Linked DNA regions of Homo sapiens: region 1 is linked to region 2. Evidence: read pairs that join two places in POLR2A ChIA-PET (ENCODE). Cell type or tissue: CD4-positive, alpha-beta T cell. All regions are shown on one strand. Each heading gives the region's core, and the rest is flanking DNA. Links, peaks and the distances in the headings are about the cores only.

Region 1 (7,776 bases), core at 1,244-6,243, 420 kb before region 2:
CGTCTCTACTAAAATTAGCCAGGCGTTGTGGTGGGCGCCTGTAATCTCAGCTACTCGGGAGGCTGAGGTACAGAACTGCTTGAACCCGGGAGGCAGAGGTTGCAGTGAGCCGAGATTGCGCCACTGCACTCCATCCTGGGCAACAGAGCAAGACTGTCTCAAAAAAAAAAAAAAAAAAAAAAAAAACAACAACTCCAAGCCATCCAACTCCCTCTATTCAATCTCATAAATCCACCATCACCTTTTGCCTAGACTATTAGAAGGCTATAAGTCTTCTCTCTACCATTCTCCACGTAGTGGCCAGGTTGTTTAACTTTTTTGGATGTATAACATACATTTAAAAATGTGCATATCTGGCCTGATGTGGTGGCTCACACCCGTAATCCCAGCACTTTGGGAGGCTGAGGCAGGGGGATCACTTGAGGCCAGGAGTTTGAGACCAGCCTGGCCAACATGGCAAAACCCTGTCTCTACTAAAAATACAAAAATTAGCCGGGTGTGGTGGCACATGCATGTAGTCCCAGCTACTCCGGGGGGTCTGAGGTGGGAGAATCACTTGAACCCGGGAGGTGGAGGTTGCAGTGAGCCGAGACTGTGCCACTGCACTCCAGCCTGGGCTACAGAGCCAGACTCTATCTCAAGAAAACAAAAACAAAAACAAAAATGTGCATATATCATAAATGTAAAGCTTGATATAAATACTGCATACCCACAAAACCATCAGAGACATCTTTAAAAAAATATAAACCTGGCCAGGCACGGTGGCTCACGCCTGTAATCCTAGCACTTTGGGAGGCCAAGGTGGGCAGATCACAAGGCCAGGAGTTCAAGACCAGCCTGGCCAACATGGTGAAACCCCATCTCTACTAAAAATACAAAAATTAGCCGGGCATGTTGGCGGGCGCCTGTAATCCCAGCTACTTGGGAGGCCGTGGCAGGAGAATCGCTTGAACACAGGAGGCGGCGGTTGCAGTGAGTCATCATGCCATTGCACTCCAGCCTGGGCAACAAGAGTAAAACTCTGTTTCAAAAAAAAAAAAATATATATATATATATTTTTTAATATATGTATATATACACAAATATATATACAAATATATAATATATACAAATATATAAATATATATTATATATTTATATATTTTATTTATTATATATTATATATATTTGTATATATTATATATTTGTATATATATTTTTATATATATTTGTATATATATTTTATATATATTTGTATATATATTATATATATTTGTATATATTATATATATATTTGTATATATATATATATATATATATATATATATATATATATATATTTGTTTATATATATACCTGATCACACATCTCTGGTGTGTGAATCCTTCATTGGCTTCCCATTGCACTTGGGCTAAAATCCAGGGTTGTTCCCATGGCCTGTGAGTCCCTGCATGGTTTGGCCTGTCTACCTCTCTAACATCATTTTGTGCTTTTCAGTTACTGCTCATTTCCTCATCATTTCACCTTTTGCCAGTTATAATAGCCCTCAAACACACCAAGCTCTTTCCCACCTTAGGGTCTTCACAATACTCTTCCTTCTGCCTAATATTCTTTTCCCCAACTCCTCATATGGCTGGCTCCTCATAATTTAGGCCTTTGTTATGTCCTCAGAAGGGCATTCCGATTATCACGTCTAAAAGATTTGGGCCTCCCAGACCTCTTATTCGAGTTGCAAATTTCTGTTTTCTTTTTTTTTTTGAGACAGAGTCTCACTCTGTCCCCCAGGCTGGAGTGCAGTGGTGTGACCTCGGCTCACTGCAACCTCCACCTCCCGGGTTCAAGTGATTCTCCTGCCTCAGCCTCCAGAGTAGCTGGGATAACAGACATCCACCACCATGCACCATCATTCCAAGCTAATTTTTGTATTTTTAGTAGAGATGGGTTTTCACCATGTCGGCTGGGCCGGTCTCAAACTCCTGACTTCGTGATCCACCCGTCTCAGCCTCCCAAAGTGCTGGGATTACAGGTATGAGCCACCATACCAGGCCCTACCTTTCCTTTTTCTTTTCTTTTTTCTGGAGATGGAGTCTCGCTCAGTTACCCAGGCTGGAGTGCAATGGTGCAATCTCGGCTCACCACAACCTCCGCTTCCAGGGTTCAAGCGATTCTCCTGCCTCAGCCTCCCGAGTAGCTGGGATTACAGGTATGTGCCACCACACCCAGCTAATTTTTTGTATTTCTAGTACAGACTGGGTTTCTCCATGTTGGTCAGGCTGGTCATGACCTCTTGACCTCAGGTGATCCACCCGCCTCGGCCTCCCAAAGTGCTGGGATTATAGGCGTTCTTATGCCATACGTTTAGTTAACTTTTGGAGTACTTCCATGGGACTATCAATCAAGACATCCTGCCTTCCCCTGGCTAAGAGTGAAAGACAGGGTGGAGAGGGAACTTGAACCAAGAGAGGTCAGTCAAAATTTGTATCACGAGCAGAGTCACAAACAGAAATTGGTGGAAGCTCGTTCACTGCAACAACGTTGCCTGGATAAGAACTTCTAATTCCTGTTAGGCAGTCCCAATAGTATTGTTAAGTTCCTGTTCTTTCAGGGCTGGCTTTACTTATTTTGTGAGCTACTCCATACACTTCTAATAAATTCCGTTTTAGTTTAAATTAGCCTGTTTGTTTCTGTTGCTTGTAACCAAAGATCCCTAAGTGACAAAAATGTTTAATTTCCTGCTTGATTTAGTTGATGCTACCTCTCAACTTTGTATTTTTGCTATTCACTTAAGAAAAGCTTGTACATAACAGTTACTATTAAACAAGCACCTAATATGTATCCAGGTGCTTCATATGGATAAACTATGTCTAGTCTTAAAACTCTGTAAGGTAAAAATCATATATCAATATAATGTCTTTTGGTAGAGTAAAAAACACTTTTTATAACTATAATTAAGGACAATTTGTAAGGTTTTCTCTCCTATTGGAATAACTAAATCCAAACCTTGTTTTTGAGGGTTCTCATTATGCAAACCAATTATTTTTATAACATAAGGGCCTCTAGGGCAGTAAACAATACCTTCTATTCCCAGCTATTTAGCCCAGAGGTGGCACTTCCCAGAGGAAGGGAGGAGAGGTGGAACTCTCATCCAAATTCAATAAGGCTGTGTCAGCCAACTTCAGCGAGACAAAGCTGTACATAACATAAAAGCACTTTACAAACCTTAAGGTAAATCACATTCATTTTGGTATAAAAACGGCATGAAAGGAAACTTTCTGTCAAGTGTCCCCAGTGCATGCTAGTTACAATTCATAAAGCTCCCTCTGCGTTAGTACTGTATTCATATCGCTGGTGGTGACATATACAACTGTGTTCAAGGATGGAGACCATTTTCATCCAGTATAGCAAGTGCATGCAGTTATGCTTGAATATAGCCAAAACCTGGAAGACGTTAAACTACCAGCTTGGATGAAAATTAACCGTCTCAAGTACTGAGGAACAAGCATGAACCTTTCTCAATCCAATCATCTTTCCTTATAATTGGCGGCAATAAATCTAAGGCTCCTATCTCCTGCTATGTCGCTTTAAATCATTTCTGGAAGGCTAAGACATATAAATTAACCACCATCCCTGCCGCACGCGTACAGCAAAGTCCTTTCCACCTCCAGATTCCCTTCCTCCCACCGCCCCTAGCTTCATCGCCTGCAGGAACACAGGGCTCAGCAACGGGCCCGAGCTCTGGCTCCCGGCGCCAGACGTCTGCGCGGTGCCCCAAACAGCTTGTCAAAAAGACCTCGCAGAGAGAGGTTCAGAGCTGTAGCTTTCCAGCGAGGCTACCATGCAGACCCAGCTACGAAAAGTAAACCAAACTAGCCAAAACCAGCCCACAAGGGCCCTCTTCTGTTTCAGCGGGGCGGGAGCGGAAGCTCAGGTGGGTCATAGAGTTCTCTAGTTCTGGTTTCCGGACCGCATTCGGAACTAGAGCGCCTCTCTTCCGCCAGGCATCCCAGAGGTCCTGGTGGTTTCATTTCCGGGTGCGGCTTCTGTCATAAAGCGGAGACCTCCCTTCAAACGTGGCGTCGTGGGTTGTTTGCGCCTCGCCTGGGGTCAGCGAGCAAGGACGGGCGCGGGCGGGGATACTCAAAGCCAACAGCTGGAGTCAGCCCTTGTGTCCCGGGCTCACAGTGGCACGACTGAATCCTCAGAGTCGGCTGGCTTTTGAGCTCTCACGATTGGGGAGGAGGGGGCGTTTCTGGTTCGCAGCTCCAGAGGATTGCGTTCCTTCCCCCATACCTGTCCCCCACAGTCACGCTCTGCCCTGACGTGCAGCATTTGACAAGTTACCCCCTCGCCACATACTACTTCCACCCACGTCCGAGTTAACTTTGTTCTTAACCTTCTTGAGACTACCCTCGGCCTCCAGGTCTTTTTTTCCCAGTTCATTTTTGCCCATAAGATTGAGTTTCGAGTTTCAGATATCATGCAGAAAGTTTACCTTTAAGACTGAGCACCCATCTGATACTCTTCCTCCCGAAAAAGTTCATGCTCACGAGAGAGTTTGTGGGAAAAGTGAAAGCCAGTACACGCAGGAAACTATGGCTGAGCACGGGGCTCACTTCACAGCTGCTTCTGTGGCCGATGACCAGCCATCCATCTTTGAGGTGGTAGCACAGGACAGTTTAATGACAGCAGTGAGACCCGCTCTTCAGCATGTGGTCAAGGTAAGGTATTAATTCTTGGAAAGGTTTTAGGGACAACTGGGTAAAAAACAAACGAATAATTTGTGCTTATTTGGTAGCCTAGCGTTTGAAATAGCCAATTTGCAAATAACTTGTATCCCATGACTTAAGAGTTACTGAGTCTCTGTTATGTGTAGAGACCTGTACTGAATACCCAGCATTTCAGGGTCCAACAGTGACTTATTTAAAACAAATTGTGTAGACTTTAGAGGAAAAGGGGGAATGTAAATAGGTGTAGAACTTGTGTAATGGAATGAATTTCACTTATTGCTTTATTTTGCTTTAGGTTCTTGCAGAATCAAATCCCACCCACTATGGCTTCTTGTGGAGGTGGTTTGATGAAATCTTTACTCTGCTAGATCTTCTGCTCCAGCAACATTATCTGTCTAGAACCAGTGCCTCATTTTCTGAAAACTTTTACGGCTTAAAGAGAATTGTAATGGGGGACACTCACAAGTCTCAGAGATTGGCTAGTGCTGGTCTCCCAAAGCAGCAGCTTTGGAAATCTATTATGTTCCTGGTTCTTCTTCCCTATCTGAAAGTGAAGCTGGAGAAGCTGGTTTCTAGCCTGAGAGAAGAGGATGAATATTCTATTCATCCCCCTTCTTCCCGCTGGAAACGATTTTACAGAGCTTTCCTGGCAGCCTACCCATTTGTGAACATGGCCTGGGAAGGATGGTTTCTTGTACAACAACTTCGATACATCCTAGGAAAAGCTCAGCATCACTCACCACTGCTGAGGCTGGCTGGAGTTCAGCTAGGTCGACTGACAGTTCAGGATATACAAGCTCTGGAGCACAAACCAGCTAAGGCCAGCATGATGCAGCAACCAGCCAGGAGGTAAGGCCTTAACATTTCCAAAAGATCTTTAGTTAGTAAATTCGAAAATCGTATCCCAGTTTTGTAAAATTCACCTCCCTGTTAACTTTGTGGCATTTCATAGAGTCATAGAAAAGCTATTCCTTGTGTCCATAAAACAAGGACTGTCATCCTGGTAACCTTCATCATTCTAGGTATACTTTAGTGCATACTTGCTATGTCCCAGGCCCTGTGCTAGGTGCTTGCTTTACGTACATTATCTCAATCCTCAACACAACCCAATGAAGTAAATGTATTAGCTCACAGTTGAGGAAACTAAACCCAAGCAGTTAAGTACCTTGCCAAAGTCACGTAGGTACATAGAAGGTGGCAGAGCTGGGATTCAAACCAAACCAATACAATTCTAAAGACTGTGCTCTGTGAGCCACTGCACCCAGCCTAAGACTGTGCTCTTAATCATGATGCTGTGCTCCTTCTAGTTCATATTTGTGTTCTCCTACAAGTTCAAATATATACATTCCTCAATACTGCTAAGTTTTTTATTAAGTGAATTGGGTTTTTTTTTTTTTTTCTGGATCACTATCTTCCACTAAAAAAAGGGAGGTCTATATAATCAAATTCTCTGATTTATCTTTCAAAACACAAAACCAAACCCTAATCATGTTACTAAAAACAAAGCTTAGCTCCTATGCTCCTAAAATATTGTAAGTTAGAATCACTTAGAATAGATCCTTAAGGAGATAGTACCAGTCTACCAACCATTCAGTCCCCCAGTGATTCTGATGAAAAATGTAAGAATTGCATTTATATTAGTCACTTTGTAATGATACCTAAATAAAGTTTCTCTCTTTGCCTCCTTGTTCTTTTCTCCCAACAGTGTTAGTGAGAAGATAAACTCAGCTCTGAAGAAAGCTGTTGGGGGTGTTGCCTTATCCCTGTCTACTGGCCTTTCTGTGGGTGTATTCTTCTTGCAGTTCCTTGACTGGTGGTACTCATCTGAAAATCAAGAAACCATCAAGTCATTGACTGCCCTGCCTACTCCACCACCACCTGTACACCTAGACTATAACTCTGATTCTCCCCTCTTACCCAAAATGAAGACTGTGTGCCCACTGTGTCGTAAAACCCGGGTGAATGATACTGTTCTTGCCACCTCTGGCTATGTGTTTTGTTACCGCTGTGTGTTTCATTATGTGAGGAGTCACCAAGCTTGTCCCATCACAGGTTATCCAACAGAAGTACAACATCTGATTAAACTCTACTCCCCTGAGAACTGAAAGGGAATCATGTCTTATCCTCACAACAAAAGTATTGCGCTGTAATGTCACAGAGCTGGTTTCAGCATGGTATTGAGTTGACACTTCTCAGCCTCAATTCATAACTATATGAACTTTAAATGATTATATGGATTTCTTTAAAAGGATATGCCCATTTGATCCTAACCTTTTAGCCTGCTCTCTAGAACCCTACTTACAGTTGACCAAGCTGCTTAAAGTAGAAGGATCAGGACTGGCAGGGGATATGAGGGCCAGTGTAGAGATTAAACAGAATAATGAGTACACAAGTTTTTGCCTATCCCTTTCCTTAAAATATAAGAAATAAAGGAGCTCTTACGAAAAACCCAGGTTAGACCGCATAAAAAATAAAGTGAACAGTGAGGTGGTAGCAAGACTTCTTTTTAGAAAAGAAAGCATTTACCTGCCTGTCTGTAAGGTGGAAATTTCATCAGTTTGCAAACGATAAGAAATGCAGACTTGCTCTTGATAGAAATGCTTAGAAACACTCTGGGGGGGAAAAAAGCTCCTTCCATATACTGTGAGACATTTGTTAAGTGACATCTATTGTTTATCAGCTTTTAAGGATAAAAAAGGTATTTTAAAAGTTGGATATTTAGGATATTTGAGGATATTCCTTTATGAGCTCTCCATATCCTTCTTGAGAAACTGGTTAAAAAAGGAATAGGGGTTGAGTGTTACAGAGAGTAGTCTGAAGATTCCTGTGTAAAAGCAAAGCTAACAAGCAATGAAGACATGAAGCAAAATACTAATCTAATTGTGTAAAGAAAGGATATTTTAATAAGTTCTTTCTGCTTGCTGCTAAGAGTTTGCTAAAGTGTCATGAATTATTCTGGTTATTACTAAAGTTTCTATGAAACACTTAAGTAGATTTTAAGAATAAATGTTTCTGGAAAAGAACTATGTTATGATTTTGTAGAAATGTAAAGATTACTTGAGGTGTTTAA
Region 2 (7,776 bases), core at 1,158-6,157:
CCCTGCCTTCAAAAGCTGAAACCTAATTTCTTCCCCTTAAACATAGGTCAAACTTACTGACTTGCTTCTAACGAATAGAATGTGGCGGAAGTGATGACATGTGTCTTCTGAGGCTAGATAGAGAAGACATCTCCCTGCTGCCTTGCTCTGTCTTGGCTCTCTTACTGTGGCATGCCAGCGGCATGCAGTGAAGACGCTTCAGCAGGCTGCAGAGAGGTCTGCAGGGAGAGGAACCAAGGCCTCCCACCAACAGCCAGCACCAGTGTGCCAGCTGTGTGAGTCCACCATCTTGGAAGCATTTTCCAGCCCCAGTCAAGCCTCCAGATGGCTGCAGCCCCAGCCAGCATATGACTGTAACTTCATGAAAGACCATAAGCCAGAGCCACCCAGCCAAACCACTCCCAAATTTCTGTTCTGGTGTGAGATAATAAAACACTATTGTTTGAGCTGCTAAATTTTGAGATAATTTGTTACACAGCCATAGATAACCAAGACAGAGCCTGACCCTGTGAGGCCTCCAGGAAACTTACGTGATATATTCCTCACAGATCTTGCGGAAGTGATCGCGCTCCGGGTCACAGCGCAGGTCATCATAGAGCTTGTTGATGAGGATAGAGGCCAGCATGCGGGTGTTGTCAGTCAGGGGCAGGCAGGATGGCAGATCTGGAACCTGCCCCACAACCTTCAGGATCTTCCTCAGACCTGCAGGGTAGACAGTGGCAAGCCTAAGATTCCTGCTGGGCTCCATCCTCACACACACCCCTCACTCAGTGACTTGTTATCATCAGCTTCTCTCCAGCCCTGTCTGTAGAAAACATGTGGTTCATCCAGAATGAAAGGGCCTAGAATGGGGTCAAAGGACCCAGGTTATACACCTGACACTGCCCCCAGCTTGACCAATTCACCTCCCTCTAGGGGCCTCTATTTTCATGTGTACAAAATCAGGACTAGTCGATCTCAGAGGACTCTACCAGTGCTGACATTCCATGGGCTGATGTATAGTCTTCTCCAAATACTATTTCATATTCCCTTCCTCAAGCCTCAGCTTCTTCATTTGTAAAATGGGAATAATACTACCTACCTCATAAAGTTTGAGGGCTCAATGAGATAATGTATGGAAACTCTACTATCAATCCAGACACACTACTATGACTCAATAAATGTTTATTATTGAGTGTGTATTTATTAAGTATTTATTTAGTAAATGCCATATTTACATTTATGATGATGATGATGATGTCTTCTCATCTCTTCTGTTGAAAAATCTTCAATGGCTTCCTATTACCGTTGGGCAAATTCAACAGTCATGTCTTTGTTAAATAAATGAGCACCTTTGGGGTACTGGCTACCAAAATAACAGATACAACCCTGACCTCCAAAAGCTCACAATACAATAGGGAAAACTGACATATGAAGATTGCAATGAGATGTGATAAGTATAGAAGGGTAACACTGAAGATGAGGTGATTCACTTCAACAAAATAAGATCTGCAATTTATTCTGAGCACTTACTACGTGCCAAGAGCTTTATACACATTCACTTCATCTAATCCTAACAATAACCCTGCTGGTTAGGAATCATTATTTCCATCTTTCAGAGGAGAAAAACAAGACTTAGAGAAGTCAAGTAAGTTGCCCAGGACAAGTCAAGTAAGTTGCCCAGTGACATAGCAAGGACACGCTCCCAATCCCGTCTGATTTCAAAGCCTGTGATGTTAGCTGTTATACTATGTTGCCTCTGGGGCAACAGAGAGATGGATTTCGGAGCCAGGTTTTAGAGGTGGCTTGGAGCTGGTCAGACCTTGTGTAGTACAGGGAAGTGGGAGAAAGAACATTCCAGGTAAAAGCTGGGAGGCATGAAACTCTAGATGTTAGGAGGGAATTAAAAGTGCCTGGAACCAGCCTGGCCAACATGGCAAAACCCCGCCTCTACTAAAAATACAAAAAAATTAGCTGGGCATGGTGGCGGGCACCTGTAATCCCAGCTGCTTGGGAGACTGAGGCAGGAGAACTCAGGAGGTACAGGTTTCAGTGAGCCAAGATCACGCCATTGCACTCCAGCCAGGGCTACAAGGGCAAAACTCTGTCTCAAAAAAAAAAAGTGCCTGGAAGTGGCTTGGTGGCTCATGCCTGTAATTCCAGCACTTTGGTTAGGCCGAGGTGGGAGGACCACTTGAGCCCAGGAGTTTGAGACCAGCCCGGGCAACAGACCCATCTTCCCATATGAAAGAAAAAGAAAAAGAAAGCGCCTGGCAGTAAATTTTGTGCTATGTACATTTTACCACTTAAAGGAAAACTTCTGTTTCCTCCCTAAACTACTCCTACTCTCAGAGCTTACTTCTGACACTGGATGGGTGTCCTACAATTCAACGCTGACACTAACCACTTGGGGTTAGCACAGACTCCACAGGTTAAGGGCTCAATCCCACAAGACTACCCTCCTTCGGATGCCAGCCTCAAGTCCAAGTTGCCACCTGTGCTTCTGACTGGCCAACTATAAATCAGAGATTCCCATGACCCTCTCCCTCAGGTTTGATAATTTGCTAGAATGGCTCACAGAACTCAGAAAACCAGTTTAGTTACTAGATTACCAATTTATTATTTAAACAACAACAACAACAAAAACAGAAACTCAGGAACAGCCAGATGGAAGAGATGCAGAGGGCAAGGTATTGGCAAGGGGCGTGGCACTTCCATGCCCTCTCCAGGTAGCCATCCCTCCAGCACCTCCATGTGTTCACCAAATTGGGAGCACTTTAAGCCCCTTTGGCTAGGGATTTTTTTTAAATAGAGGCTTCATTATGTAGGCACGGTTGATTAAATCATTAGTTATTAGTGATGAATCCCACCTCCAGCCCCTCTCCCCTTCCTGGAGGTAAGGGGTGGGGGGCCGAAAGTTCCAATCCTGTAATTGCATGGTTGTTTCCCCTGGCAACCAGCCCCCATTCTGACATTCTGAGGTTATCTAGGGGATCCCAGCCACCAGTTATTACATGAGCATACAAAAAGATACTTATCACTTCAGAGGTTAGCTGTGTGCCAGGAAACAGCAGCAGAGACCAAATATGTGTATTTCTTATTATGCAACAAGCATGCATTTAAAAAGTGCTCAGTAGGGCTGGGGAGTAACAGGAAGTGCCTGATGAGCCAACACAGACTCCCCAGCCTGGGTCCTAAAAGCATCCCTCAAATGCCCCTCTCCAATCTCATCTCCCGGTCTCCCCTTCCATTCTTGCCCATGCCTTGAGCATCTCATTTCTCTTCTGTTCAAACACTCTAGACCTTCCTCCTGTCTATCTTTGCCCCTTCTCTCACCCAAAAGCTCACTTCGGGTTTGACATCCTGACAGCTCCCTTACCGTGCCTCCCAGCCCAGTTTGCACAACACATAACACCTCAACATTGCAGCTTTGTATTCGAATATCTGAATTTTTAAATCCACATTATTTTTACCCAAGTGCTGTCCATGTTGGTGCCCTTTACAAAAAGAACAGAATAAAAAATACTGCTCTCTACCTGTCCCATCCCATAACACGTGGATGAGCCTAGATCCTGGTGCTGAGAGAGAAGATCTGTTGTTAACGCTCACGTTTCATGACATATGTGGAGAAGACCAGAATGAGGCAGGGAGGAAGTGGGGTTTGGGCATTTAGCAGTAGGGTAATGTGTTAAAGTCTAAGCACTTGCACATGCACTTTGCTGAGGTCTATAAAAACCAAACAAGGGAAGTGCAATATCAAAAGACATTCTTTAAGCTGGGAAGAGCTGATCTGAATCTTTTAGAACAAGGTATAGTCTGTGTGTCATAAAACCTACGGAAGAATTTACCATAGCAGATCATGAAACCACAGGTATGATTCCTTAACAATCAAAGAAGTTGATTGAGGAGAGGGGTAACACCTCGGAGCTGACAAATTGAGTGACTGTCTGCTAGAACACATGAAAGGAAAATAAAATCTTGGCCCGGTGCCATGGCTCGCGCCTGTAATTCCAGCACTTTGGGAGGCCGAGGTGGGAGGATCACTTGAATCCAGGAGTTTGAGACCAGCCTGGGCAACATAGTGAAACCACATCTCTACAAAAGAAAAACATTAGCCCGGCATGATGGTTCGTGCCTGTGGTCCCAGCTACTCGGGAGGCTGAGGGGTAGGAAGATCACTGTAGCCCAGGAGTTTGAGGTTGCAGTGACTATGATCACGCCACTGCACTCTGGCATGAGCAGCAGAGTGAGACTCTGTCTCTAAAAAGAAATAAATAGATAGATACACAAAAATGAAATCTTGGGACCCCCAACTCCCTAAACCAAAGGAAAAAAATTAAGCTGAAAGCTGAATCATGGCAAGAAACTGCCTTTCCTTTTATTCCTAAGCAGATAGCTACAGATAAAAGGTTAAATATCTCCAAAGGTTTAATAAATTACTCTAGGGCTTAAATATGTCCATTCTATGTTCACCTTATCTTATGTAAAGTGATCATTTACTGAGCAGGAGACAAATATGTAATTGACTATTTGACTATTCCCCTACCTCCTCCTTTCTCTTCCAACATGTGCATTCATGTAATGTGACCACACCCTCCCTCTTTCCCCTCCAGGCTGTCTTTCCCCTTGAAATATTGAAGCCCTTAAAATCATCTTTGGAGAAAGGCTCAGACCACAGACTGTTTCTGTGATTCTGTGTTTCCTCTCTGCGGGGCATGTCCGTAATCTTGGCAAAATAAACTTCTAAATTGATTGAGACCTGTCTCAGATACTTTTGGGTTTACAAACATTCTCACTGTGCTTTATATAAACTATACTTGATGCAATTTCCTCCCTTTTGAAAGGCCTGTGAAGTATTTTACCAACCATGAGACTTCTGGAATTTTATCCTGTGGTTGGTGGAGTCCTTGTCCCCATTTGCTAGGTTGCTTCACCCACATGTTTTGGGGATGTGTTTGGGCACTTCCTGGGCATGTTCAGGCTCTGAATTCAGAGCCTTGACCTGCACCTTCACAGGCCCACTGGTGGATCCTGATGGGCCAATGCCTTTTCTCATCTTTTCAGTTAGAACTGAAGACCCCTTCAAGAGCCTCACATCTTCCATTTTCTGTTCAGTGCCCTGGTGCCCACTTAAAAGGCTTGAGCAAGCCCCAAACCTTCCCCTCTTCTCACCATTATCCACCACATAGATGGTACGTGAGTTGTCATGAATGGCAAGGTCCTTCCTGGGAACATTCTTATTGAGCAGGTTCAGCGCCTGATCCCTGCCCTGGCCAGACACCTTCTTGCTGACTAGCATGTCCAGCAGGTGGCTGGTGATCTGCTTCAGGTCCTTCTTGGTGTCTGAAGAAAAAGAGGACGGGGTAAGTAGAGAGGGGTAGGAAATCTCACATATATATGACCAAGAAGAGCAGCAGCTTCTAGACTCTGGAAGTACTGAATCCACTACTTCCTGAATATGTGAATTCCCAGGGGAGTATAGTGTTGCCCATCTCACCTGGAAAAAGGGAGAGAAATCCCTAGACAACACCCCCAAGTGGTCCTCCAGCCACCCTGAACCCTGACTTCTACAACAGCTCATTCCATCCTTGAGCAGTTCAGATTCTTAGAAAGTTCTTCACTCCTACCAGTGACTGGCAGAGATCCAGGGATGCTTTATGTGGTTTCTAATAAACTGATTTAATAAAATGCTTTCCAGAAGGGGAATTTGTACTTTTTAGGGACATTTCACTCCCCACAGATTCAGGCATGCTGGGAGCCTGAATTCAAGCTTTTGCCTGTGACGCCGGGACTTCCTGCCCACTGGTAGATCTTAAAAGGCAAATGCCTTTTTTTCTGATTTTGCCCTCCAAGATACTTAGAGATTTTTGTTCTCATTCTAGGATGGAGCCCAAAGGCAGGCAAACCAAAAAGTAAAGCTCTCCAAACCATGTCAGATAAATAACTGATGAAGGAATACAGCTCCATCGCCTAAAGAAGGAAAGATGTAAGCAGATGTGACAGTTCGTCTTCAGACAGAGGCATGTCATGAGAGTGAGATAACAGACTCCTTCTGTGAGGCTCCAGAGGGCAGACTTTGGACCAGAGGCAGATGGAAGCTACAAGGGGATAGAGTGGAAATCAATATGTGGAAGAATTTTGTAGCAGAGATGTTCAACCCAAGGAAGTCATGGAAGATTGTGAATTGGTGTCTCCCTGGGAAACACGACACTCATTATAAATGCTCTTGGGTAATCTCCTCCAACACTGGCCCTGGGCTGCTTATGTGACCTGTGGCACAACCAGAGGCTTACATGGCACTTGCACATTGGGGCTTGTCCATTTAGAATCCAGCCACCATGTTCTATAGAAACCCAAGCTGGCCACTAGCAAGGCCACAAGATCAACAAGGTCACAAGGCCACAAGGTCAACATTTCCAGTTGACTGCCAGCCACACAAGCAGGGCCATCTTGGATCTTCCAAAAATTCTAGCTCAGAAAAGGAAAGTGACTAGCTGACCATTATAATAATAGTAAGTCAGAGTCACATCAAGAATCCAGGACTTCAGGGCTGGGCGCAGTGGCCTGTAATCCCAATATTTTGGGAGGCCACAGCAGGAGGATCACTTGAGGCCAGGGGTTTGAGACCAGCCTGGGCAAGAAAGTGAGACCCTGTCCCTATGAAAAATTTAAAAATTAGCCAGGCATGGTGGCACGAGCCTGTAGTCCTAGTAACTCCAGAAGCTGAGGTGGAAGGATTGAGCCCAGAAGTTTGAGGCTGCAGTGAGCTGTGATTGCATTACTACAGTCCAGCCTGAATGATAGACAAGACTCTGTCTCAAAGCAAACAAACAACAAAAAAAAACTCTTATAGACAAATAAGAACAACATTAAGAAATAGGTAACAACATGAACAAACCATCCAAAGACAAAGGAATCCAAATGGCTAATAAAGATACAGAAAAATGATCAATCTGATGAATAATTTAGTTTGAATCTAACACGATAATTTTGAATCTACTGGATAGGCAAATATCTTTAAGAAGGATAGCATTCAGATCTGATGAGAATGTGTTAAAATGGAGACTCTCATCATTGCTTGTGAGAGTATAAATTGATGCAGCCTCTCAGAAAGGAATTAGAGAGCAAGATATAGAAAGAACATTAGTTATTCTCATAGCCTTTGACCCAGTGCTCCTTTTCTAGGAATTTGACCCCAGGAAATAATTATAAATGTGGCCAGGTATGGTGGCTCACACCTGTAATCCCAGTACTTTGGGAGGCAGAGGCGGGCGGATCACCTGAGCTCAGGAGTTTGACACCAGCCTGGCCAACATGGTAAAACCCCGTCTCTACTAAAAATACAAAAATTAGCAGAGGCTGAGGCAGGAGAATCGCTTAAACCCGGGAGGTGGAGGTTGCAATGAGCTGAGATCGTGCCACCGCACTCCAGCCTGGGCAACAGAGCAAGACTCCATCTCAATAAATAAATAAATAAATATAAATAAATAAAAATAAATTATAAATGCAAGCATAGATGCAAAAATGGCTCCTGGAGAGTTTTGTATAAACATGCAAATTGGAAATAACTGGAATCTCCAATAATATAGAGCTGATTGATGAATAATCCATACAAGGGAAGATTATGATATTCTTGAAAATAAAGTTTTCTGAGTGAACCTGCCTCTTTGGCCCTCCCAGCCAGAGCAATATCTTCTAAATTGATGCCTAGGACCTGGATGTGCACGGAGAAGCATGAGTCTGTATGTGCATATGCAGGAAACAAATGTAAAATTAATTATTAAAATCAAAGGAGTC

The links. ChIA-PET counts read pairs that join two places held together with the same protein. Peaks named below come from ENCODE experiments on the same cell type or tissue, not always from the same donor. Only the 100,000 strongest peaks of a DNase experiment are listed, where the experiment ranks them.
Region 1: POLR2A ChIA-PET joins it to region 2 with 15 read pairs; 7 of 35 experiments call an interaction of 5 or more read pairs at or near these places.

What each region holds. Positions count from the first base shown.
Region 1 is chr17:35,574,817-35,582,592 of GRCh38, reverse strand. PEX12 (peroxisomal biogenesis factor 12) reads left to right here and starts at 4,022. Exons shown (of 3, transcript NM_000286.3): 1 at 4,022-4,697; 2 at 5,002-5,555; 3 at 6,412-7,776. The coding sequence starts at 4,572. The coding sequence ends at 6,811. RefSeq lists an enhancer at 3,943-4,758. In CD4-positive, alpha-beta T cell, for the core only: no CTCF peak of the experiment used is centred there; DNase peaks (open chromatin) are centred at 3,952 and 4,542; H3K4me3 peaks cover 1,774 bases; H3K27ac peaks cover 2,297 bases.
Region 2 is chr17:35,156,921-35,164,696 of GRCh38, reverse strand. It overlaps UNC45B (unc-45 myosin chaperone B), which reads right to left. Exons shown (of 20, transcript NM_001267052.2): 8 at 5,152-5,322; 9 at 531-702. Among named protein-coding and RNA genes, the nearest start is that of UNC45B, 13 kb to the right of the region's middle. RefSeq lists a silencer at 3,925-4,095. In CD4-positive, alpha-beta T cell, for the core only: no CTCF peak of the experiment used is centred there; DNase peaks (open chromatin) are centred at 3,066 and 3,676; H3K4me3 peaks cover 1,645 bases; H3K27ac peaks cover 3,077 bases.